Regions from separate parts of the Homo sapiens genome. Here regions 2 and 3 are each linked to region 1. Evidence: chromatin loops called from intact Hi-C (ENCODE). Cell type or tissue: heart right ventricle. All regions are shown on one strand.

The links. Peaks named below come from ENCODE experiments on the same cell type or tissue, not always from the same donor. Only the 100,000 strongest peaks of a DNase experiment are listed, where the experiment ranks them.
Region 2: it touches region 1 in a loop (5-fold over the local background); 30 of 110 quality-filtered maps call a loop at or near these places.
Region 3: it touches region 1 in a loop (9-fold over the local background); 23 of 110 quality-filtered maps call a loop at or near these places.

What each region holds. Positions count from the first base shown.
Region 1 is chr20:60,053,020-60,061,019 of GRCh38, forward strand. LINC02910 (long intergenic non-protein coding RNA 2910) reads left to right here and starts at 2,906. Exons shown (of 4, transcript NR_161293.1): 1 at 2,906-2,989; 2 at 5,888-5,967. RefSeq lists enhancers at 4,594-4,643, 4,654-4,833, 4,929-5,730, 5,437-5,686. In heart right ventricle, a CTCF peak has its summit at 4,544 (motif pointing right); DNase peaks (open chromatin) are centred at 2,942, 4,542, 5,592, 5,672 and 1 weaker place; H3K27ac peaks cover 2,283 bases.
Region 2 is chr20:60,202,111-60,210,110 of GRCh38, forward strand. The region is part of intron 3 of MIR646HG (MIR646 host gene); the gene reads left to right. Among named protein-coding and RNA genes, the nearest start is that of MIR646HG, 68 kb to the left of the region's middle. In heart right ventricle, a CTCF peak has its summit at 4,275 (motif pointing right); no DNase peak of the experiment used is centred here; H3K27me3 peaks cover 692 bases.
Region 3 is chr20:61,117,834-61,125,833 of GRCh38, forward strand. No RefSeq gene overlaps it. Among named protein-coding and RNA genes, the nearest start is that of LINC01718, 43 kb to the left of the region's middle. RefSeq lists an enhancer at 5,312-5,957. In heart right ventricle, a CTCF peak has its summit at 3,009 (motif pointing left); a DNase peak (open chromatin) is centred at 2,982; H3K27me3 peaks cover 1,639 bases.

The DNA.
Region 1 (8,000 bases):
GGCTGCTTATATATGGCGGGAATGTGCTGGAATTTCTTTAGAAATCAGCACATTGGCTATTGAGGACTAGCTGGTGATCACAGGTATAGGTTTTGAAGTTAGATTGTCAGGATTAAAATCCAGGCTCTGCCATTGCTGGCTGTGTGGTCTTGAGCAAGTTACATTACCTCTCTGTGTCTCGGCTTGCCCATCTGTGCAATTTGGACAGTAAGAGTTCCTATCTCCCAGGCTTGTGGTAAGGATTAAACACGTTCATGTAATGATCAACAAGGTTAACTATGAACATGCTCACAAAGACACACATGGGCTCTTCTGGCGCAATAGGGACGTGGCCTGGAAGCTCACTGCCACGTGGCATTTGGGACCACAAGGGATCAGACCTCATCGTCTGTGCACAGATAGACAAGATCATAAAGAGGAAAAATTAGCATCGGGAAACTGGTTATTTATTTAAGATTGAAAGCGGGAGAAATCTGCCCTGGACATCTTCCCCTCTCCTCTGTTTGTTTTGTCTGCCAAACAGAGGCAGTACCCCCTCTCCACTCTATTTATTAATTGAGTAAACTCCGTGATCCTAAATGCAAACAAACATGGGGCCAGCACAAACAAGCACGTGCTTCCTGTACGCGCCACTTCTGAGTAGCAGCCCGAGCAACAGGTGGACTGGCTGGGAGACAGAAACGGCTGCAGAAGGCGCCTCCAGGATTTGGCGTGAGAGCCCTGCAAGGTCAGCCCATGTGCTCCTTCTTTGTTAGATTGTTTGTTCATTCATTTGTTTATTCATTCCTTTATTCAAGTGTTTAGTGAGAACTTCCATGTGGAAGACAAAGACCTAGCTCACAAGGGGTGCATGGTCTAGGGAGCTAGGTGTGGACAAAGAGCCACGTAGGATGTCAGTGCTGAGATGTGGCAGCCACGGGGAGCTATGGAAGGGGGCAGAAAGAAGACCCCAGAGCTCAGGGAAGGCCTGCAGGGCAAGTAGGGAGTTGTCAGCCCAGCAAAGAGCCAAGAGTGTGAGGAGAAGGTCTGCCAGCGCCTGAAGGGGAGAAGCCATGGTTCACCAGCTTCAAGAGTTGATACAGTTGAAAGCATCATCTCTCCATGGCCAACATCCTGGGCTGTGGCTTTAATTTGGGCATAGTGTGTGCCTGCAAAACCTCGGCTGTATTCAACCTAGTCTGCCATTGATGGAGTGAGAACTGCCCCCAAATTATTTACATTCAAATTTGGAAGCAACTGAAACCCAACAGTAGGAGATTCATTACAGTAATTCCATGGAAATGGAATAATACGCTGTCGTTAAAAGTGTTCAAATCTTTTATGGTTATGATAAATCTAATAATAAAATCGAGACAATATTAGAATATATATTTTAACATTTTCCTAGTTTTGTGAAAAAAGCCCCAAATATCTGTATGAGCCTAGATAAATGACAAGAAAGGAAAACAGTAAGATTTTTATAATGGTTATTGCTCAATGGTTGGATTTTTAAAAATACTCTTCTATAATTTCTAAATTTTATGCCCTGAGGATGTATTACCTCCATAGTCAGAAAAATTATGAAAGGTATTTAAAACCCAAACTGGCTTTGGGCATGCAGAATGCTTGGTTATTTCTGAAGTATAAAAATAACTCCCCCTCTGTCCCATCAGCACGCGTGTTGCAGGGAGTCTGACGTTGCTCGCTAAGTCTCTTTGGTCGTTTCATACTAATGCCCTTTGCTCCCCTGATTATCTCTCTGAGGTTGGGGCCGGGGGATGGGGGTGTGCTAGGCCTCCTGGATGTCTGTCTGCTGCCAAAACATCCTCTCCTGTCTCTGTCTCATTGGTGCATTTTGATGAACCTGTATTGCCTGGTCACTGCGCGCTAACCACCAAATTATGAAACATTTGTGCTGCAAGGGAGCTGAGAGATCCTTAAACTCAATGAACCATTAGGCATAAGACACACACACACACATACACACGTGAATACACACAAACACACAAACAGCTTGGCTGCTCTGGGTGAAGCATGTGTGTGTTTGGGGGAAATTTCCTTCCCCACCCGTGGTCGTCCATTTGCCCATGAGCAGCTTCCGAGGCAGGTCCGTGGACCCCAACGCTGTGTAACACCGTGTGAAAAACACAAAGGCTTGCAGCCCTCTCACTGCAGACGTGGGAACACGACTCTGTTTAAAACCCTTCAAAGCCCGCCTTCTTGCCGTGTGATGCTGCCTGGGCCAGCAGGGCAGGTCACCACGCTGTCTCTTCAAAGCAGCTCGCTCATGCCCACAGCGCTGGGCACAAGGGCAGCCACGAGCTGTTTGATTTCTGCGTCCCCAGCAGATGGCTTGGTGCACAGGGGCAGGGCTCGTCTGTCCCTCTCACTGCTGCGTCCCAGGCTATGTCTCCACCATGTAACTTCAGACAAGTTCCTCAGCGTCTCTGTGTCCTGGTTCCCTCATTTGTAACATCAGGATATTGATAAGGATCATAGTAATAGGGATGTCCTTATGGGGCCTCATGAAAATGAAGAGTTCTCTGTGATGTGCCTGGAACCACAGAGGGCAGCAAGTGGGAGCCACAGAAAGTCATCTCTTTATCATAGTTGTCATTGGTAACTATGACGGTTATCAAGGGCAGGGGTCTCCCACCTTCTGCATCCAGGCCTTGTCATTCCTTATAAAATTTTCTCCTTTCAAGGACTTTCAATGCCCTGAAAACGGAATGCTCCTCCCTGCTCCCCATCAGCTGCTGCAGAGCCCTGAACCCCTTGAACTTGCCTTGCTTAGTTCTTTCAGGGGCTGCCTTGGATGCCACCTCACTTCCCTCTTCTTGGCTCTGTGGCTGTCAGAGGGGCTGGGCACTGGGTTACTTCATCAGTTCCTGGGTGTTGATCGGCAGGAAACAGTGGTTTCCTGTTCATATCCTGCCTGAGCCTGGGCCGGGTGGAGGTGTCCTGCATGGAGTCTTGTGAAATCGCGTGGACTGCAACACCCAGCAGCGCGGTGAGTCCACCCTGAAATCCACAGTGACCCACGCGGCATGTGCTGGGAATTGAACGCTTGGGGAAAGAGCTGGGCTCCAGCGGATCAGCCCCGACCAAGTCGTTCCCACAGCTCAGGACCGGACGCTACAAGCCCACTTTGTAGCAGTTTGGCGGACGGCAAACTTTTGCAACACAGTGCAAAAACCATTTAACACCTTTAAGGGAATTGGAAATGGGTTTTTCATGTGTGGTGGTGCTGAAAATTGAGAATAATGACAGAATTATTAAAAACAGCCTTCTCGGCCTTAGACTCTTAATTGCCTCTGGTCTGTAAAACTGACAAATAAGCACTGTAGAAGCCACAGATGAAATATGTCGTCTTGGGAGCCCTGGAGAATTGTCTCTGAATTCTTTTGTTTATGGATTGTAGAAACTGCTTTGGGGGTAGTTGGATGTAGAAGCAGAAGGACAGAGTGGGGAGCTGGGAGCAGGAGGCCTGGGTTTGTCTCCTGAGTCTGTTTCCACTGGGGCCTGAGGCTCCCGTGTGAGGGAACATGAATGGGCCAGGCACATGGGCCCTGTGGGGTGACAGAGCTGTGGGCTCCATGGTGGCTCTGTGGGCAGCTAGCTTGGGGATGGCTGAGATAAAGACAAGTAGTTTTCCTTCCTGCAGGACTTCTCAGAGCCTTTAGTGTGGTTATAATGATAGAAAACAGTATTAAGTCCATACCCTGAACCAGAAACAATGCTAAAAGCTTTGCACTTGGCCTTTTTTTTTCTTTTTCTTTTATCAACATGTGTGAGGACGGAAGCTTAGGCTTACAGATATGGACTCATTGAGAGTGAGTGGACGTGTCTGATCTTTAACCCAGTTCTGTCTGACCAAAAAGCCTGTGCTCTAACCACTGTGCACCCCTGCCTGTCTGTCCTGTTGAGAGAACTGTAGGGAAAGCCTTGAGATTATGTATCCAGTGCTCCCCTCCTCCTGATTGGAAGATGGCAGCTCAGAAGGTTAGGGTGCCTTCTCCTGTCCTCCGAGTGGTTAGATGCACGTGTCCTCTTCTGTCCTCTGCTCTTCCCACATCCCTCTCTCTCTGGTGCTCTGGTGGAGCCCCTGGGATCAGGGGTCACAGGAGCACCTGGGCCATTTGCATGGTTGTTGGTAAAGGGTGTTCCCCCACCCCCCATTAAGGTGCCTGCCATCAAAGTGCCTTATTGCTTGAGTTCCAATCTCGGCTTCACAACTCTGTAGCTGTGTGACTTTGCACAATGTACTGAGCCTCTCTGTGCCTGAACATCCTTGTTTGTAGATAGTAAAGATAATTGTCCCTTACTCCTAGGTTTCACATTGAGTGTTTAGCAAGTTAACGTTTGTAACGTGTGAAGTCATAAGATGCAGGACTGGATGACTGCCCTACCCACAAGAGGCCTAGGATCTTCCCAAGTTGCACTACTTATGGGACAGGTCTGCCAAGCAGCCCTTGTGAAGATAAAGGTGGTGATGAGTTCCTCCCACAAAACAAGAGCCTCAGAGAGACTGGAAAATAACCCCCGGTGCCTTTTATCAACTGGCCAGCAGATGGCAGAAGCAAGCCAGGAACAGAGCTTGTGTGCGGCGGCTGTGGCAGCTACCTTTGAAAATCCCGTGGTGTTTGGTGGTCGTATTAAGAGATCTCTGGTGTAGGAGCATCCTTCATTCTAAGCAGGATTCTGAACAAACTCAGAACTGGCTTTGTGGCTGGTACCGAGGACCCAGGGGTCACGGCTGCTCCCAGTGGGTGCTGATGCCCATTTGTTTGTGCAAGTTGGTCCCCTGTAGGGAGGACAGATGGTCTGTCTCGGACTTTCTGGCCTGTGCACCAAGGCCCAGGGATGGAAGTGGGGCAGCATGTCCCCATCATTAAATAGGGCGTTCTTGATAATAATCCCATAAGGCCTAATGTGATGGGTGTGGTCAATCATTCATTCATTCTGTGAGGATTCAGTGAGCAGCTACTCCATGCCTCTAGGCTCTGAGGACGCAGCATGAGAAACACACGGAAGGCCCACGATGACCAGGGAGCTCGCCTTCCAGGGAGAGAGGAGAAAAATAAATGGTAGGGAGTTAAACACGACAAAGTAGAAAAGGGCCAGCTGCAAGAATGAAATTAAATAGGAGGCTGGTGGCAGGGGGGCAGGGAAGCCTGAAGCACCTGACTGCCCAGAACAAGCCGCACCTGTGAGGAGCTGGGAAGGGCACTCCAGGCAGAGGGAGCACCAGAGCAAACCCTGGGAGGGGGATGAGCCTCTTGTTGAAGAACTAGAAGGAGGCCAATGTGGCTGAGCAGAACACATGAGGCGGAAGGAGGAAGTGAGGGGCCCTGGGCCTGGCCACCAACCGGCAGATCAGGGGTGAGGACTCCACTTGGGAGAGTGTGAATGGCCCAGTGTGAATGACAAAGCAGTTTCATGCAGCTCAGCCTGTCTGGCTAAGTGCGCAGCCCTGAGGATTGGGCTCTGAGCGTTGCAGCCCTTCTGAGTCTGTGGGCCCCTCTCCCAGGAGGATCAGGTTGCCCAGGGCAGCTGGAAATGTCCTTAAGTGACTCCTTGCTGCTGCTGCCGCTGCGTCTTGCTGACATCATTTCCCCGCAACAAGCGCTGGTCTCCTGGGGCGGCTGCCCCCTCTCATCTGCACATCTAGCTCCCCTGCCAGGCCTGTGCTGTTTTCCGGGGCCTCACAGAGAAGCTCAGGCAGGTGGAGCCTCAGCAACAGGCGCCATCCTCCCCTTCAGCCTGTCGCGGCTCCTCCCTGGGGCATGCTTGAAAGCCCAGACATGTTCTTCACATCTGAGAAAGCAGTTAAACTGAAATTCCTGGCAGACTCAGGTTCAAATCCTTATTAGGCTGTTAAGTGAGAGGGGATTTCATTTCCTTGCAGCCGCCCTGGGTCCTGCCACTGAGCAGCTGTTGGTAGGCTCTGCTGTGAGGTCTCCTCTTCCGGCTTTCCCACTTCCCAAGGTAACCTGGTGTGGGGAGGAAGCCGGGGGCCTCTGGTGAATGGGAACCTGTGCAAAGAAGGAGCCGAGGGCAGGGAGAGGTGGGATAAGACCCAGCGTGGGGGCCTGAAAGTGAGGCCAGCAGAGAGTCATTGAGAGGCCCTCGGAGAATACGTTCTGGGGACGCAGTCAGGGAACACCTGTTTCCTGCTGTGTGACTCTCACAACCCAGCTGTGGACACACACGTATGTACATATATGCACACACAGGAACACATATGCACACACAGGAACACATGCACACATGGACACACATATACACACGATGAATACACATACAGACACACATTCATATATACACACATACCTATGTATACACATGTACACACATACACTCACATGCACATGCACATATAGACCTACAGATACATAAATGTACATCCTTATAGATGCGTACATATACAGTACACATGCATGTACTCACAAATACTTATGCCCACATCTACATATATGTATAATACATATATACACATATAGATATATACATATATACTCACATGTCTATGTATAAACACACACCTATATGCACATGCCTATACATATATGCACATACATGCCCACATACACCTATGTAAACATATACACACATCTATATTTAAATATGCTCATGCATGCATATATACACACATATATACACATTTATGCATGTGCATTCATGTACATATACACACATGCACTGACATCGACACATGCATGACACAATGATATAGATATACACACATATATACATGCATGAACACATCTATATGCATACATACACATATGTGGATATAGAAAAATAGCAGATATACACATACATGCACATATCTGTATGCACACATATATACATACAGATAAACACATGTACATTCATCTAGATTTCCACATTTACAAGTGCATATTGGTACACATATGCATACATATGTGTATGTATGAATCTTTTCTCCCTCTATATCACACACATACCTTTTGCTGAGGGCTTAGTATTTACTAGGTGCCAGACTCTGCTCTCTTAATATAAGGTCGCCCCAAAACAGACCCTGAGCTGAGGATTCGGGTGCAAGCGGCTAACATGGACGGTGATCCAGCAGCACCGTGAGGAAGTGGGGCTGAAACCTGGAAGGGAGCAAGGCCGGGGATTAGGGTGACCACAGACAAGGCCATCACTGAGGACCTTGGGGTTCAATTTCTCCAGTGGGGGTGTCTAAGCCACTATGTTGCGTCACGTGTCAGAATTGCCCTCTGGAGGACTGGAAAACTGGGTGTTGACTGCCACTTCCTGCTCCTGGCCATGAACTCCTGGTGCTTCTAGTTTGCCCAGCATAGGCCATGTGCTCCTGGGGCCAGCGAGGGTCCACAGGCAGAGGCTGGGGACCTGTGCTGCAGGTGATCGCAGGTGGGCCCTGGGCCACCACACGCTCCACACAGGTGCTGCCTCATGGGTCTTTCACAACAACCCCCGTTTGACAAGGAAGAATCTGGGGCTTGGGGAGGTCTATAGATTTGAGGGGTGTTATGGGCGAGGCTCATAGCAGAACCAGGTCAAGAATCAAGGTTGTGTGATTCTAGCAGGTAAGTCCTGACAATGACTGGCAAGTGTGAGCCATGCAGGGGCAGGACAGGCCTCATGAGTGGTGACAGGAGGTGGTTCAGGGTTGTTTTGCACAGCCAGGCATTCTTTGAAGGGCAGCTGCAGTGAAGGGCCTGGCTGCACAGCCAGCCTGCCTGGGTCCAGATCCCAGACTCACCATGTCCTGAGGGAGCTTGGGGGAACTGCCTGTTCCCTCTGGGCTTAGTTTCTCTTCAACACTAAGAAGACTCAGTTGAGTCATGTTCATGATGGAGTGCTTGCAACACCACCAGAGAGGAAGGGATTGTGAATGAGGCCGTCCTGGGGAAGCGCAGGTGTGTTGGGGTGGGCGGGTAACCAGGTATTGCGACAGGGGCACAAGGTGGCACTCAGCCTCCTTGTGTTTGTAGCAGACTTTTGAACACTAGACTTTCTGGTGGCACCTG
Region 2 (8,000 bases), 150 kb after region 1:
GTCCTGATGTCTGCCGGCACTGCTGGGCAGAGGAAGGGCTCCTGTGTTATAGGCAGCTCCCCCACAGGCCCCTGGGTTGTCCTGACAAAGGAGAGGATGGCACCAGTCGCAGAAGCTGCCTGCCAACTCTCACAGTTGTTCTGGGCAGATAACTCCGTCCTGACAAGCCTGACTTGCCCTAGAGTCTCTCCAAAGCAAGGGCTGTGGCTGCAGGAGGGAGGGACATGGCTGCTCTGGACACCCTCAGGGTATTGTTCTTACGTGATCTGTGGACAAGCAGATTTGGTCCTTTAAACTCTGCCTTTACCTGTGGGCTGCTATTTCCCATCCACAACCCTTCTTCACCACTGTGGTTCCACTTAGGTGACTGCAGACCTAAAGCCCTACTGGGAGCATTGCATTTTCCAGCTTTCCTCTTTCAGTCTGTAATTGTCTTAAATAATAACACTAGGTGCAGCCCCGAATGGATGGCGTGCAGGCTCCCAGGTCACTAAAAAGTGGGTCCTAAACCATAGCTTTCTTTATGCCAGCTGTGTGTCTTTGGGAGAGAGGCTTACATTTTTGTTCCAATCTTTTTCGTTTTTTGATAAACTTTTTATTTCAGAATAGTTTAGATTTATAGAAAAACTACTAATACACCACAGAAAGCTCAACTGTCCCCATTATTGACAACCTACATCAGTATGACATATTTGTTATAATTAATCAATATTGATGCATTCTCATTAACTAAGGTCCAAACCTCATGTGGAGTTCCTTATTTTTTCCTCTGTGATGTCCCTTTTCTCTTGCAGGTGCCCATCCAGGACCCCACATGACAGCTAGTCATCATGTCTCCTTGAGAACCTCTTGGCTGTGACAGTTTCTCTGACTGTCTTTGTTTTTGATAACCTTGACAGTTTTGAGGAGGGTCCGGTCAGGGTTTTTGTAGAATATCCTTCAGTTGGGATTCATCCAATGTCTTTCTCATTGTTAGACAGGGAACATGGGGAGGCCTGTTCTATTTTCTTTTCTGATGGCTGACATGTAGTGAGCATCTGCTCTGATCTAGCACAGTGCTGATCACTGCTCCTGGATGATCTCATTTAATCATTACAAAGCAAACACCACATAGATATCATGATTAAGCCCATTTTACAGATGTGAAAAGTGAAGCACAGCAAGGACTAGTACCTTTGCTAAGTCCCGACAGCTGGGAAGATGGACAGCCGGTGGTGTTAATCGGAGTCTAGAGAGAACCAGAGATCAGGGATGCCAAATCCTCCTAGGATGCAGGCTAGAATGGAATCTTGATCATAAAAAACTTGCCATTTATTTGTGGCAGGTCTATGAGCTCTAGTTTTAAATTTTGTCAACTCCTACTGGCTTGAGCAAGACGTTTGACTCGAGGCCTGTAGCTTCCTAGGCCTGGCAACCTCCCACCATAGAAGGCCCTCCAAGGCCAGGGAGCCTGGACCTCTGTGGGCAAGAAGGTGTAGATGCAGCAAGCCTGGGCAGGGATGGCCTGATGAGTCCCACCCCAACTATGAAAGGAATTTGCAGGAGAGCTGGAAGGACAGAGGAGTTCAGAATTTAGGTGGGAGTGATGTCTAGTGTGGGCAAAAGGTAGCAGGGGAGGGGAAGCAAGGCAGCCTCGGGCCGTTTCACACAAAGGGTGGGTGAGCCCGGCCAGTCTGCAGCAGATATTCAGCCACTGCCCCTGCCCCAGCCCACTCATCAGCTCGTGGCTTCATCATGCTGTGGGATCCTGCAAACTACATTTCTCCTTTGGGTCCTGACAACAGGCAGGAGGCTGCAGGGCTCCTTTGTGTTCGGGTGTCCCCCAGCTGTGGGCTCCAAGCTCTACTTCTTCCAACACCCCAAAGCCAGCCTCGGGGGCCTGTGAGGCTCCTGTACACAGTGGGCCGTGCCCTCTGCTCTGTCCTCCCAGCTTCTAGGTTCTGATGGCTAACAATGAACATTTACTAGTTTAGTGTTGCCCTCAATTCAGTCTTTTTTTTTTTTGAGGCAGAGTCTCACTGTCACCCAGGCTGGAGTGCAGTGGCGTGATCACGGCTCACTGCAGCCTCCACCACCCAGGTTCAAGTGATCCTGCTGCCTCCACCTCCCCAGTAGCTGGGACTACACACAGTCTCACACCACCATGCCTGGCTAATTTTTGTATTTTTTGTAGAGATGGGATTTCACCATGTCACCCAGGCTAACCTGGAACTCCTGGGCTCAAGTGATCCTCCCGCCTTGGCCTCCCAAAGTGCTGGGATTACAGGTATGAGCCACCACGCCCAGCCAGTTCAGTTATTTATGTACCACCCTATGGATGGTTTTCAAATCCTACACTGCAAGTCAATTCATTCTTTTAAATATAAACATTTAAAATTTAAAGGTATGTATTTTTAAAAGACACTTCATATTTTTATTATCAGTGAAAAACGAATGTCTTAATTTGTCTTAATTTTTAAAAAATGCACGGCAATTAAACAAGTGTTTGTCCTTGTACTAAAATCTGTCTCCCACCATTCACGATGGAGTAACAGCCTCTGCAAAACCCTGGGGTATTCATTCAAATGGTATTTATTGAGGACCTATGGATGCAAATGCTTTTGTAATTGCTCTGAGGAGTTTTACAAAGGTGACCCAGACCCTCAGCCACAGTAAACCAGGCTTTCAAGCCTTCCTCCCCCACCGCCTTTCCACCCACAATGACCACTCAAACACGGAGCTTGGAATCCTTTGAAATGCCTGGTGGAGCTGGCTCTGTCCCTGATGGGTATGGCTGGTGTGAGGAACTGGGGACATCAGGGAGAACGCAGAACTGAACTTGAATTACTCACATCACACATGAGCTGAAACCCCCAGAAGTTTAACAGGACATTATTCATTATAATTTATGGAAATATATTAGAGAATTTCCCAATGTAACTGAAAAGGTCTAAATGATATTCAAAGGAGAATATTTAATGACATGTTAGAAGGTACTACATTTGAGAGCTGTTTGTTAAAGTGCTCCCAATTTTGACAAACGTTTGTAGAAGTGTTTTTTTTTTTAAATCCTGAGGGAACAGAAGTAATAATGTGGGTAAAAACTTTGAGTAATATTTACAAATGACACTGGGAAAAATAAGAAAGCATCTGACGTATTTTCTCTTGTTTGCATAATAAAATCAGACATCACTGGCTTATGTACATAATTATCAGGACTCATCTTTATAAAACCAATAAGGAATGTTAAATCAAGAATTTTTGTTAGAATTTTAAGTTAAACAGATGGTAAAGACTTACTAGTGCCGATTCATCTAATAAAAAAAAATCTCAGGATAACTTCATCTAATTTCATAAAATCAAAGCAAATAGAGTAAGTGCTTTACCATTTTCTTTTGAGAATATATACGTGTATATGAATATATATGTGTGTGTATATGAATATATGTGTATATATGTATGTGTGTGTGTATATTGCATTAAGTACATTTACAATGCTGTGAAAACATAATCGCTACCCACTTCCAGAACTTCCTTATCATCCTAAACAGAGGTTCTGTACCCACTAAACAATAACCCCCATTTTCTCCCTCTCCTCAGCCACTGATTATCTCTATTCTCGCTTCTGTCTCTGTGAATTTGCCAATTTTAGTTACCTTACATAAGAGGAATCATACAATATTTGTCTTTTTGTGTCTGTCTTATTCCACTTATAATATCTCCAAGGCTCATGCATGTTGCAGCATGTATCTGCATTTCATTCATTTTTAGAGTTGAATAATATTCCATTGTGTGGCTATGTCATATTTTGTTGGTCTTTCTATCTATTGAAGAGCATTTGGGTTGTTTCCACCTCTTGATTACCGTGAATAATGCAGCCATGAATATGGGTATTCAGGTGCCTGTTTGAGTCCCTGCTTTTAATTTTCATGGTTATATCCCTAGGAGCGGAATTGCTGTGTCGTATGGTTATTGGATGTTTAACTTTTTGAGGAACCCTTTTGTCATACTTTTATGTCAAATGAATCCTTTGGAAATTGAATTTATCTGTACAGTTATGAGGCACAGTCCTTTTTAAATTTTATTTTAAAATCCAGAAGCATTTGGTTACCCACTAATACCTACTGAGCCCCTCCTGATTGCTAGGCTGGGTTCTAGATGCGGGGACTATGTAGAGAACAAAACACAGCCCTTGTTCTCGTGCAACTTATGTTCTAATGTGGGAGACAGAAAGCAAGCATGTGAATCTATGATGTCAGAGAGTAAGAAAGTCCTAAGAGGACACAGAACAGAAGAGGGCGATGGAGAGTCTCCCTGAGCTCCTGTCATCACTGGGTGGCTGGGGAAGGCTCCTGCAGGGAGGCATTGAAGCAGAAACCTCCACTGACTGAGGAAGCCATGGTGGGGGAAGCTGGAAGGAAAACATTCCTAGCTGGAGGCACAGCAAGTGCAAAGGTTTGGCAGAATCCTAGAGCGGCTGGAAGCCTTGTGGCTGCAGCCCTGTGAGGGAGGGTGATTAGGGGGAAGCTGGCTGGATCACAGAGGGGCTCCCCAGCTGTATCAGTCAGTCCTCATATTGCTATAAAGAAATACCTGAGGCCAGGCACGGTGGCTCACGCCTGTAATCCCAGCACTTTGGTAGGCTGAGACAGGAGGATCACCTGAGGTCAGGAGTTCGAGACTAGCCTGGCCAACATGGTGAAACCCCATTTCTACTAAAAAATACAAAAATTAGCTGGGCATGGTGGTGCATGCCTGTGATCCCAGCTACTGGTGGGGTGGGGAGCTGAGGCAGGAGAATCACTTGAACCCAGGAGATGGAGGTTACAGTAAGCTGAGATCGCACCATTGCACTCCAGCCTGGGTGACAGAGGGAGACCCTGTCTCAAAAAAAAAAAAAAAAAAAAAAAAAAGAAGGAAAGAAAGAAAAATACCTGAGACTGAGTAATATGTTTGTTTGTTTTGAGACGGAGTCTCACTCTGTCACCCAGGCTAGAGTGCAGTGGCACAATCTCAGCTCACTGCAACCTCTGCCTCCCGGGTTCAAGCAATTATCCTGCCTCAGACTTCTGAGTAGCTGGGACTACAGGCACCCACTACCATGCCCGGCTAATTTTTTGTATTTTTAGTAGAGAAGGGGTTTCACCATGTTAGCCAGGATGGTCTCGATCTCCTGACCTCGTGATCCTCCCTCCTGGCCTCCCAAAGTGCTGGGATTACAGGCTTGAGCCACCATGCCTGGCCGAGACTGGGTAATTTATAAGAAGAGAGGTTTCATTGCCTATGGCTCCACAGGCTGTAGAGGAAGCATGGCAGCATCTGCTTCTGAGGAGGTCTCAGGGAGCTTCCAATCACGGCGGAAGGCAAAGTGGGAGCAGGCGTCTTACAGGACAGGAGCAGGACCAAGGGGGTGGGGGAGGTGCTGCACACTTTTAAACAGCCAGATATCAGGGGATCTCACTCATGATCAGACCGGCACCAAGGGGGAGATTAGCCCCCATTATCCAGTCACTTCCAACTAGGCCCCAGCTGGGGATTACAGTTCGATATGAGGTTTGGGTGGGGACACAGATCCAAACCATATCATCAGCTATGTGAGAACTTTGGGTTTCTGGTTGAGGGCAATGGCAGGCCCTTGCCAGGTTTTGTGCTGGGAGTGAGAGGATCTGGTTTCTATTTTGAAAGGATCCTTCTGCCTGTTGGTGAAAATGACTGGGGAGGGCAGAGAGTGGAAACAGGGAGGCCCACTTGCTCTCTGTGTGGGACGGCACCCCTGAGAGGGCATTTCTTCCAGGCTTAGGGAGTCAGTGCATGAAGAGCACGTTGAAACCGGCATTTCAATCTGACATTGAAGTTGCTTTCCAGGAAATTACACTCTTTCAACGCCTACATTAGAAGGGCTATGTGGGCCGTTCACCTTTTGCCTTTTCAATTTCTCATCAAACTCATTGCCCAGTGTACTCCTGTCATTACGCACAAATGAGCACATGAGGAGCAAATGGCATCCACACCTTTGCCAGCATCTCGGCAGCTGAGTCCTCCCCACACACAAAAGATGCTAAAGAGGACGTATGGGTCAAGATGCTCCTCTCTAAGCTAGGACCCAGGAAAAATAGTCTGTAAAATTAAGTGAATGCCTTCTTTCTGTGTGCTTCTCTCATCCTGTTTGAAGAAAACCAAATGCGAAAGAAGAATTAAAGAAGAAATCTGAAAGACTTCCCACGCGGAACTCTGGGATGGTAACCAAACCCAACCTCTAACCTTAATGTGAAGAGTATCTTGGGTTGTAATAACAAAAACAAAACAAAAAAATTTAGATTTTTAAGCACTTTGTTTATCTAGTTTTACAAACTTAGGAGTTACATGTTCCTTATTAAAATTTATTGGTGGAGGAGAAGAAGAGAATAGAAGAGGAAAATATCAATTGTTCCGTTTTGAGTACATGTTTCTCTTGATTAGTGAAGGGTTATTTCCAAATTTAATATGAGATGTTGGTGATCTGACGTTTAACATTTGAAGTTACTTAGAGTAACTTATTTCCCCAAATTCAGTAATGCCAAGAAACACAATTAAGCTGATTAACTCCATGGAATGGGCCGTCTGTGCTGTTTAATCCATTTTGGGGATGGTGACCTCCGACACCACACTTTGGCATCAGTATTGATGACTTCGTACATTTCCTGGCCCTCTCTACACTGGGGAAGTCATGTAACCACAGAAATAGTATTTATTTTTCTTACATGTTAAATCCCATCCCAAATCATATGGGAAGAGCAAAACGACAGTGCAAATTATAATCCAAACGAGATAAAGTGACAACAGTAGACCAGGAGGTCTTGAAAGTTAAAAGGCAAATAAAATCAGCCACTCAGAGAAACGAAGCCAGAGCAAACACAGGCAAAGGTCCGGGAAGGGCAGGAAAGAGTCCAGAGCTGAAGACCTGGCAGGCGGGAGGGTGGAGGTGGGGTTCAGGGGCTTTGCCAAGCAGGTTACCTGAGGGTCTTCATTCGGGGAGGAGGCTCTTTCCATCTCTCCACAGTGTCAAGTAGGAGTGATATTTGCCTGAGGCCAAAGCGGGTAGTGAGGGCTCCAGGTCACAAAGCCAGTGAGTCAGTGACCTCCAGAGAGCCAGGGTGGCTCCCACACCCAGAAAACAAGATCTGTCAGCCAGCAGCAGCTGGCCCTGCCCCTGCCCACAATCTCAGAAAGCAGGCATCAATAAATGGACCAGGCAGGAAACCAGGGCGTTTAACACATAAAGATAAGCAAATCATCACACATCAGCAGACACTTGAGAGAAATCAACAGTGGGGTGCATGACTCCAAATGCATCCAACTGAAGAACCAAAATGTAACGAATGGGAATAACCCAGCAAACTGAAGAAAATGGAGCAACTTTAGGTACTTTGGAGAGATTCAAGTATGTAAAGCATCATCTATGATGTAAATGAATCCACCAGAGATCTAAGAAGTTAAAAATGGGATTATTGAAATGCTGTATTAAGCTCCATGCATGGGCTGAGTAGCAGAATGGATATAGCTAAAGCTTAAGGGATTCTTCTAGAATGCACCAACATTCTATGTGTAAGATAGATGAGAGAATGTAAGATAGATAAGAGGCATAGAGAATGAATCTCCACGATGGACATCTAGTTAAAGAATTCTGGGAAGGAAGAAAAGAGGCAATGTGGAGAAGGAATTGAAAAGAAAAAATCAGTGAAAATTTTCCAGAGTTACAAAAAGACACGTGTCATCATATTGAAGGTACCCACTGCATTGGGAGCAGGAGAAATAAGAAAGGCCTGCGCTGGACACATTGTGCTGAATTTTCAGAAAACCAAGGCCGAGTAGAATATCAAAAGCTCCCAGAAAGAAAAATGAGGTTTCTTGCAAAGAAACACAGTTCAGATCGGCATTAGACTTCTCACTGCCAGTGTCAGATGTTAGGAGATGATGTGGGACTTGGCAGTTCTGAGGGAAGCTGGCTTGCACGTAGGATCTTGTGTTGAGCCGAAATCACA
Region 3 (8,000 bases), 1.1 Mb after region 1:
CACGGCCCAGGCCCCTGCAGGTTCCACCCAGGCCCCTGCATGACTCAGCAAGCTGGTCTGGGGAGCTCCCTCCTTTGGGGCTGCCCCCCATGCCAGGGTCCACAGTAACATGCCTAAGTTCTCCCAGGGCTGGAAACAACCTCCGTGAGTCACGCCAGTGTTTGCAATCCTCAGCATGCTTGCTAGCAAATGTTTAACAACCAGCTCTCAAAAAAGCAAAAAAAAAAAAGTTTTTAAAAAGCCCCGATTTTTAGCATTTGCCAGTTTTCATAGTGTAAATCTTCCTGCCGTGGTCAACTTCAAGCCATCTATGTGACTTTACTGAATGTAACATTGGGAAGAGAGGTACAGCAGCAGACAGTGATGTAGTGTTTTACCATCCCCAGTAAAATCAATTCATAATCTTCACCACATAGATAGTAGCAAAATGTAGTCAAGTAATTAAAAAGTTATACATTTTTGAGTATTTATGACCTTTCTTTTTAATACGATTTGTTTACTTGTAATTTTATATCATTTAATGTTTACAATGTCTGTGTTCAACAACCAGTGAGCACAACCCCTGCAAATTTACCATTTGGCTCTCCTGAGCTTGGAGGAGAGGCTGCCGCACACCCTTGGCTCTGGCCGCCCAGGCTTTTCTTAGCTGAGCTTCCACACCCTGACTGTGGTCCAGTCCTCTCGCTTCCAGCCCATGCCTGCTTTCAGATGCAGTCTGTTCCCAGCTGCCCAGTGTTTGGACCTCCAGAGGCTCCATCCCAGGGCCTCCCTCCAGCTCCAACATCCTGACTCCTCAGCGCCCACGTCACCTCGCTCATCACCAGAACCACTTCATCTGTCTCATATCCTGTGAGGCAGACACAAAACAATGACACAGCGAAGAACCTGGGCTGGAAAGTCTGGCAGAGTCGGGGTGAATCCCAGCTCTGCCCTTTCCCGCAAGTGACCCACTTCCCCAGCATCTGCCTACACACCTGCAACAAGGGAGAGAGAAGAGTATCACCGAGGGCTGTTAAACAAACCAATTCACGCAAAGGGGCTTGGCCCAGTTCTCATCACCTAATAAGTGCCCCATAGAAGATGCCATTAATACTCACCTCCTGCCAGATTCCAGCCAATGCTGGGGACAAAGGCAAACTCCAGCACAAAACCCTTATTTCCTGCGGGCGGTACCTAACAGCCCCTGTGTTTCCATGAAGTTAGCAGCTGCAGCCCTTCTTCACCACAGGCTCCTTCTCCTCCAGCACCGCTGCCTCTCTCCTCAGAGCCACCAAGCCTCAGAACAAGGCTCTGACAACCTGCAGAGAAGGACTTTTCTTGGTTTGCATTGTCTTTGAGCTTTGACTTTTTAACAGAATGGGGGTCATTTTGAGTCAATGTTTTGACATTCCTCTGGAGTTTATTTCCTAGCTCTAATGGTCATATTTGGTAGAGGAAGAACTCTTAAAACTCAATGGTAAGAAAATAATCCAATTTTTAAAATGGGCCAAAGATCTTAAGAGACACATCACCAAAGAGGACAAACATGTGGATGTCAAACGGCACATGAAAAGATGCTCCACATCCTACGTCATCAGGGAAATGCCAATTACAACAACGAGATGCCACCACACAGCTGCTAGAATGGCCAAAGTCCAGAACACGGATGACACCAAATGCTGGCAAGGATGTGGAGCAACAGAACCCTCACTCATCGCTGCTGAGAACGCAACATGCGACAGCCACTTGGAAGACAGTATGTTGGTATTTTGTAAAACTAAACATACTCTTACCATACGATCCAGCAATCGCCCTCCTTGGCATTTACCCAAGTGAAGTTTGAAAACGTATGTCCACATAAAAACCTGCACACAGATGCTTATAGCGGCTTTATGCATAGTTGCAAAAACTTGGGAGCAACTAAGATGTCCTTCAGCAGGTGAGTGGATAAACAAGCAATGGAATATCCAGACAATAGAATACTACTCAGGGCTAAAAATAAACGAGCTGTCAAACCAGGAAAAGACATGAAGGAAACCTACATGCACATTCCGACGTGAAGGAAGCCACGCTGAAAAGGCTATACACCCTAGAGTTCCAACTACATGACATTCCGCGAAAGACAAATCTACACAGACGATCTAAAGATCAGTGGTTGCCAGAGGTCAGCAGGAGGGAGGCATGAATCGGCAGAATACAGAGGGCTTTTAGGGTAGTGAAACTGCTCTTTATGATACTATAATGGGAGATACATGTCATTATACATTTGTCCAAACCCGTGGAACTTACAACACTAAGTGAGCCCTAATATAAACTGCAGACTTTGGGTGATTACAGTGTGTCTGCATAGGTTCATTGCTTGTTAACAAGTATACCATCTGGTGGGGGATGTTGATAACAGGGGAGGCTGTGCGTATGTGGGGGCTGGGACTATGTAGGAAATCTTTGCACCTTCTGCTCAATGTTGCTGGAAACCTAAAACAACTCTAAAAAAATTAATTCTTCAAGATGACTAGGAGCAAATTCCAAATGCCTCACCACAAAGAATGGTAAGTAAGTGAGGAGACGAATATGTTAATTAGCTTGACTTAACCCGTCCACATTGTATACATCCATCAAAACATCACTTTGTACCCCATAAATGTTCATTAAAAATAACATTAATAAAAAATAAAGTCTTAAGCAAACAAATTATCTCTATGCACACAAGAAACCAGGACCTCAGCACCCAACACTCCACCTGTTTCAGTTTTGCTTAGTTTTGTAATTCACTGTACTTAGTCTTTATTTTGATTTCACCTATTTGCTGTCTGATATGGTTTGGCTGTGACCCCAGCCAAATCTCCTCTTGAATTGTCATGCCCATAATCCCCACATGTCTAGGGAGGGGCCCAGTGGGAGGTGACTGGATCATGGGGGCGGTTCCCCCATGCAGTTCTCATGATAGTGAGTGAGTCTCAAGAGATCTGATGGTTTCGTAAGTGTCTGGCGTGTCCCCTGCTCGCACTTCTCTCTCCTGCCACCTTGTGGAGAAGGTCCTTGCTTCCCCTTCACCTTCCACCCTGATCGTCAGTTTCCTGAGGCTTCCTCAGCCCTGTGGAACTGTGAGTCAATTAAACCTCTTTCTTTATGAATGACCCAGCCTCAGGGGTTCCTTTATAGAATGAGCCCTTCTGCAACCACCCAGCAGGAGGCATTAGACGGCCCCAGAAATGAGCAGTAACACACTTTCCCACCATTTCCCCAATCGCTTGACAGCAAGATTCAGACCATCACCCGGGAGAACTTAGAACAGCCACCCCCACAGCAAAAGCTACACCTTCCAGAGGAAGAGCATGAAGTGGCTTCTGTTGAGAAAGGCCATGGCTCCCTGACCTGGCCACCTTCCCCGAGTTACAGCACAGGCTCACGGTCTCACCCTGAGTGACAGCCCTGGGTGATTCCAAACAGGCCTGACGCTCTCCAGGACCCTGACACGGATCTGAACTACACAGAGCTATGGTGATCCGGCCGGCTCAGGGGCTAACCAAAGTGATTCCAGGCAGAGCAGCCGGCACTTGCTACCTGGGGTGATAATGCGCACCTTGGAGAATGTCCTTAATGAAAATGTTTAGAAATCAGATCCAGCCAGAGGACCCCCCAGAAAGCACTTTCCTCCAGGACAGCATGACCCCTGTCCTGGGCTGCGGAAGGAAAAGCAGGGGGTTGAAAGGGCTCAGGCGGGAAGCCTGGCTTCACCTGAGGAGGGGCCACATCCTGCCAAGGACAAACTTTGCCTTGTGTACCTTATTTAATTTTGATCCGGATACAATCAGAATGATACAACACGGCCAAAAGTCTGGTTCTCCTTGGAGATGTTGATCTCATTAGCAGGACACCATCACTCACTCAGCAAATATTTACTGAGCAGCTACTATGTGCCCAGCAGATGCTCACTGAAGAGGCAGCCGTGCCACAAGCAGAGTGAACCTCTGGCTTTATTGCACATCCATGCCCTAGGAAAGAGACAACCCAAGCAAAGCTGCACAGCCTGTCGCACGGGGAAATGTGCAACAAGGAATAATAAAGCCAGGCTGGGGATAAAGTGTGATGCTCTGAGACTCACGTGGTCACTTTTTGTGTGGCTTAGCTTCCAGTGCCCGGCCCTGTTGCCCACAGCTGGACCTCCGCCCCGCAGTGAGTAGTTTTGCTTTGTGTTTGGAAGAGGGAGCAGAGGGCAGGGTTGAAGAGCACTGTGGGCGCTCCATCAAGCGAGAGCAGGTCCGTGCCTGTGCTCTACACGCTGACCATTTGAGTCTCCGGCCACTGCTGTCACAAGCCACCACAAAGGGAGTGACTTACAACAATGCAAATTTATTCTCTTACATGCTCTGGATGTCACATGTCCAAAATCAAGGTGTGGGCAGAGCTGTGTTACATCGGAGGCTCTGCAGGAGAATCCGTTTCCTGCCTTTTCCAGAGTCTAGCGGCCGCCTGCACTCCTTGGTTCCTGGCCTCTTCCTCCATCTTCAAAGTCAGCATCTTCCAATCTCTCCCTGACTCTGACCTTCCTGCCCCATCTCATAAGAACCCTATGAGGACACTGGGACCACCTAAATGATCCAGGATGATGTCCCATCTCAAGATCCTTAATCCCACCTGCAGAGTTCCTGTTGCCAAGTAAGGTGACATCGTCATGGGTTTCAGGGATGAGGATGTGAACATCCTTGGGAGATATTTTTTCAGCTGACTACACTGACGCTGACCCCAGAGAACCCTCTGTCTAATTAATTGAAATTCCACATCTGGAAATATCATCATGTGTACACACTTATGCTCCCTTTGTGGCAGGGACAAACACATTATTATTTAGGGAATTTATTGTTTTCCTTGCCAAAAGGTGTTTTGTTTTGTTTTTTAAGTAATCATTTAGGAGTTGTACATTTTAGCAACAAGGAGAATGAAAATGGTTGAAACGGTTAAACTTGCTCGTTTTTTTTTTTAGTTGTTGGAGAATTCTTTGGGGTTTTGAACTTTCTAGAGTTTTCTCTCGGGAAGATTTCTGAAATAGAAACTCCTGTTCGTAAAATTACTTGGACCGAGGGCCACCTTGGTGGATCTGGGGGAGGATGGACTTGAGCTTGTCTTTGTGTGTCTCACTGTAAAGCGGCTTGATCTTAGAGTACACCGTCCCAGTGAGAGCCTCAGTAATCAGAGAGGGAACACTGTGAAACCCACCTTGTTTACACCGTCACCATGATGACGGCCTACATGATGGCTGCTTTGACTCTGGGGAGATGCGAAACATCTTCACAAAGCATCATTAACCTCCGCGCAATTGGGTGAGCTGCCAGGAGGGAGAAGCCAGCAGGCAGGAGTTAGAGGGATGAGGAGTAGGAAAAAAGGCATGCAGGGGAGGGGACGACGTGCTTGGGCACAAATGGAGTCAGTACCTGATCCCTGGAAAGGGGACAGGAGAGGAACAGAGCAGCCACCCTGCACGTCCCTCCAGCCCAGGAGTCCCAAGTGACAAGTGGTGAAGGAAAAACACACAGAAGCATCAGGGACTGGAGTCCTGCCCTCTCGTGCCAGCCCTGACTGAGGCGGGAGTGGCAGCACTGGCCAGGGTGGGCCCTGCCCTCCCGCCTGGATGCAGAGTGGAGCCTCCAGACCACACTTGACAAGGACCTCAGGATGGCCTCGGGGCAGGGCGGCAGGGCTGGAGGAGACAGTGGATCACATCAAGGCCACAGGCAGGGGGAAGCTGAGGCTCAGCCCTCCCTGGCTCCAGGGCAGAGGGTAGAGAACCTGCTGGACTCTGGGCCTTGTTTCTCCCACCAGCCAGTCCCGCAGAGGCTGCCCTGACCTCACCAACAGAAAACACCAGGCCAGGACCTTGCATTCTCATCTGCTCTGTGCCTTGCTTCACTTGTGAGGGGGGCGCAGCTCCAGATGGGGGTTCCATGGGCACAGTGTGGAGAAGGGCACTCAGGGCCTGCTGAGCCTCCAGAAATGCACTGAGCTCAACTGGGGGCCCTCGTGGCCCAGGAGCCTCTGGCCTTCTAGGCTCCAGCCACCCATGCTGTGCCGGGCTCCACGGAAGGCATCTCCCAGGCAGGAGAGTGGCGGTTCGCAGCAGGAGCTTAGAGGCAGGGCTGGCTCGGCCACGGAGGTTCTGAATGTAAGGCAGCCCAAGGAGACCGCCCAAAGGAAGGGGACACTGGGGGAGGCAGTGACAATACCTGCCAAGATCCTTGGCCACACACCCATCCCTGCAGAGCACTTTACATGGACGCTTTCCTCTCCGGGACTGCTGCAACAAAGGCCCACAGACTGGAGCATAAACAGCAGGGCTGCATCGTCTCACAGTTCTGGGGACCAGGGGTCTGAAGCCAAGGTGTCTGCAGGGCCGGTTCCTCCTGCGCTGTGAGGGAGGCTCCGCTCCAGGCCTCTCTCCAGCTTCCAGTAGTTGCTGGCAATCTTTGCTCTTCCTTGGCTTGAGGAAGCCTCACCCTGATCCCCACCTTCATCTTCACATGGCGTTTTCCTGTGTGTGTTCCCCTTAATACAAGCGAGTTTCCCCTTGTATTAAGGACACTGGTCATATTGGATTGGGGCCCACCCTAGTGACCTCGTTTTAACTTGGTAAAGGCCCTGTCTCCAAATAAGGTCACATTCTGAGATGCTGGAGGTTAGGACTTCAACATACAAATTTTAGGAGAGCACAATTCAACTCCTAACAATAGAACCCCTCCTGTAATTTTCAAAACAGAAAATATTATTTTCCCCAATTTATAGATATGGAAATTGAGGATTTAAAAAGATTCAATAATGTGCTCAGGGCTATGTACCCAGTTAATAGTGGAGCCAGGACTGAGATCCCAGTGAGGCCCAAGCCTAACTCTGCTAAAATATGCCCTAAACTGTAGCTTAACATCAAAACACCCTGAGTTATAATCAACCTACATTTCCAAAAAATAGCTGGCGATCCCCATCTTTGGCAAGATGGCACCTCATCCGCCAGGAAGGGCTCTGGTGGGGAGTCCCAGAGGTCTGCCAGGTAATGAGAAATAGAAGGGGATTAACCTGGATTTCTGAGAACCCCGAATGGAAGCGGCACAGAGGCTGCAAGTCCAGGTTTTAAGACTCAGAGGATGTTTGAAAACGAAGACTCTGCATATCGAGGTCCCTGGGGAAAAGGGGGGGAGATGCAAATGTGTCTCTGAGTGTACTCCAGCAACAGAAAGGGATTAATTGGGATATTTTTGGTTGCAAGAAATAGAAGACAACTTGAGCTAGTGTAAGCCAGGAGAAGGAGGGTTCATACAAAGGACCCCGCATCTCATGAGGCCCAGGTCAGAGGCGCAGGCCCAGGAAAGGGGTGGCGGGCAGAAAGAGGCAACACCACCAGCCTCTCTTAGCTTCCAAGCCACGCTTGGCCCCTCTGTGGCTGTCTCTGCTGCCCATTCCAATGGCGGTACGCACCATGGCCCCTGGTCCCTCAGTCGGCGTCCTGTTGTGCTGGAGAGACACTTATACAAGAATCCCTCAGAGCCAGGTCCAAATTCCCAGGACACAGAATCTGTCCCAACTTGGATCGTGTGTTCACACCATGGTCCAACCAGCTGTGGCCAGGTGTGAGATCAGGTGGTGGGAATATGGCAAATGGGCCCCACCAGGGGGAGGGGAAGGAGAAGGGTGACCAGGTATGCTGAGCCAAGACCCCAAGAAGCCCCTTCCCCGAGGGTTAAGACAGGAAAATCTAGGCTTGGTTTTCATATTCAAGGAGGCTGAGTACAGAACAAGGGAACCATGACAAGAAATTGGAGACCCACTCTTTGTTTAAAAACAAATTGGGGGGTTGGGGAGAAGGAGCTTTGTTCTCCACAAATCAAACATTTCAAACCCTGCAGGATCCGGCACTGCTAGAATCTTCTCCAAGCCGGGCCGCCTGCTTCTCTACCGGTCTCTTAGCAACTAAATACCTGACTAATACTCAACTTTTCCCAGGGCTTTAAGAGCTGCAAGATATTAATTCCAAG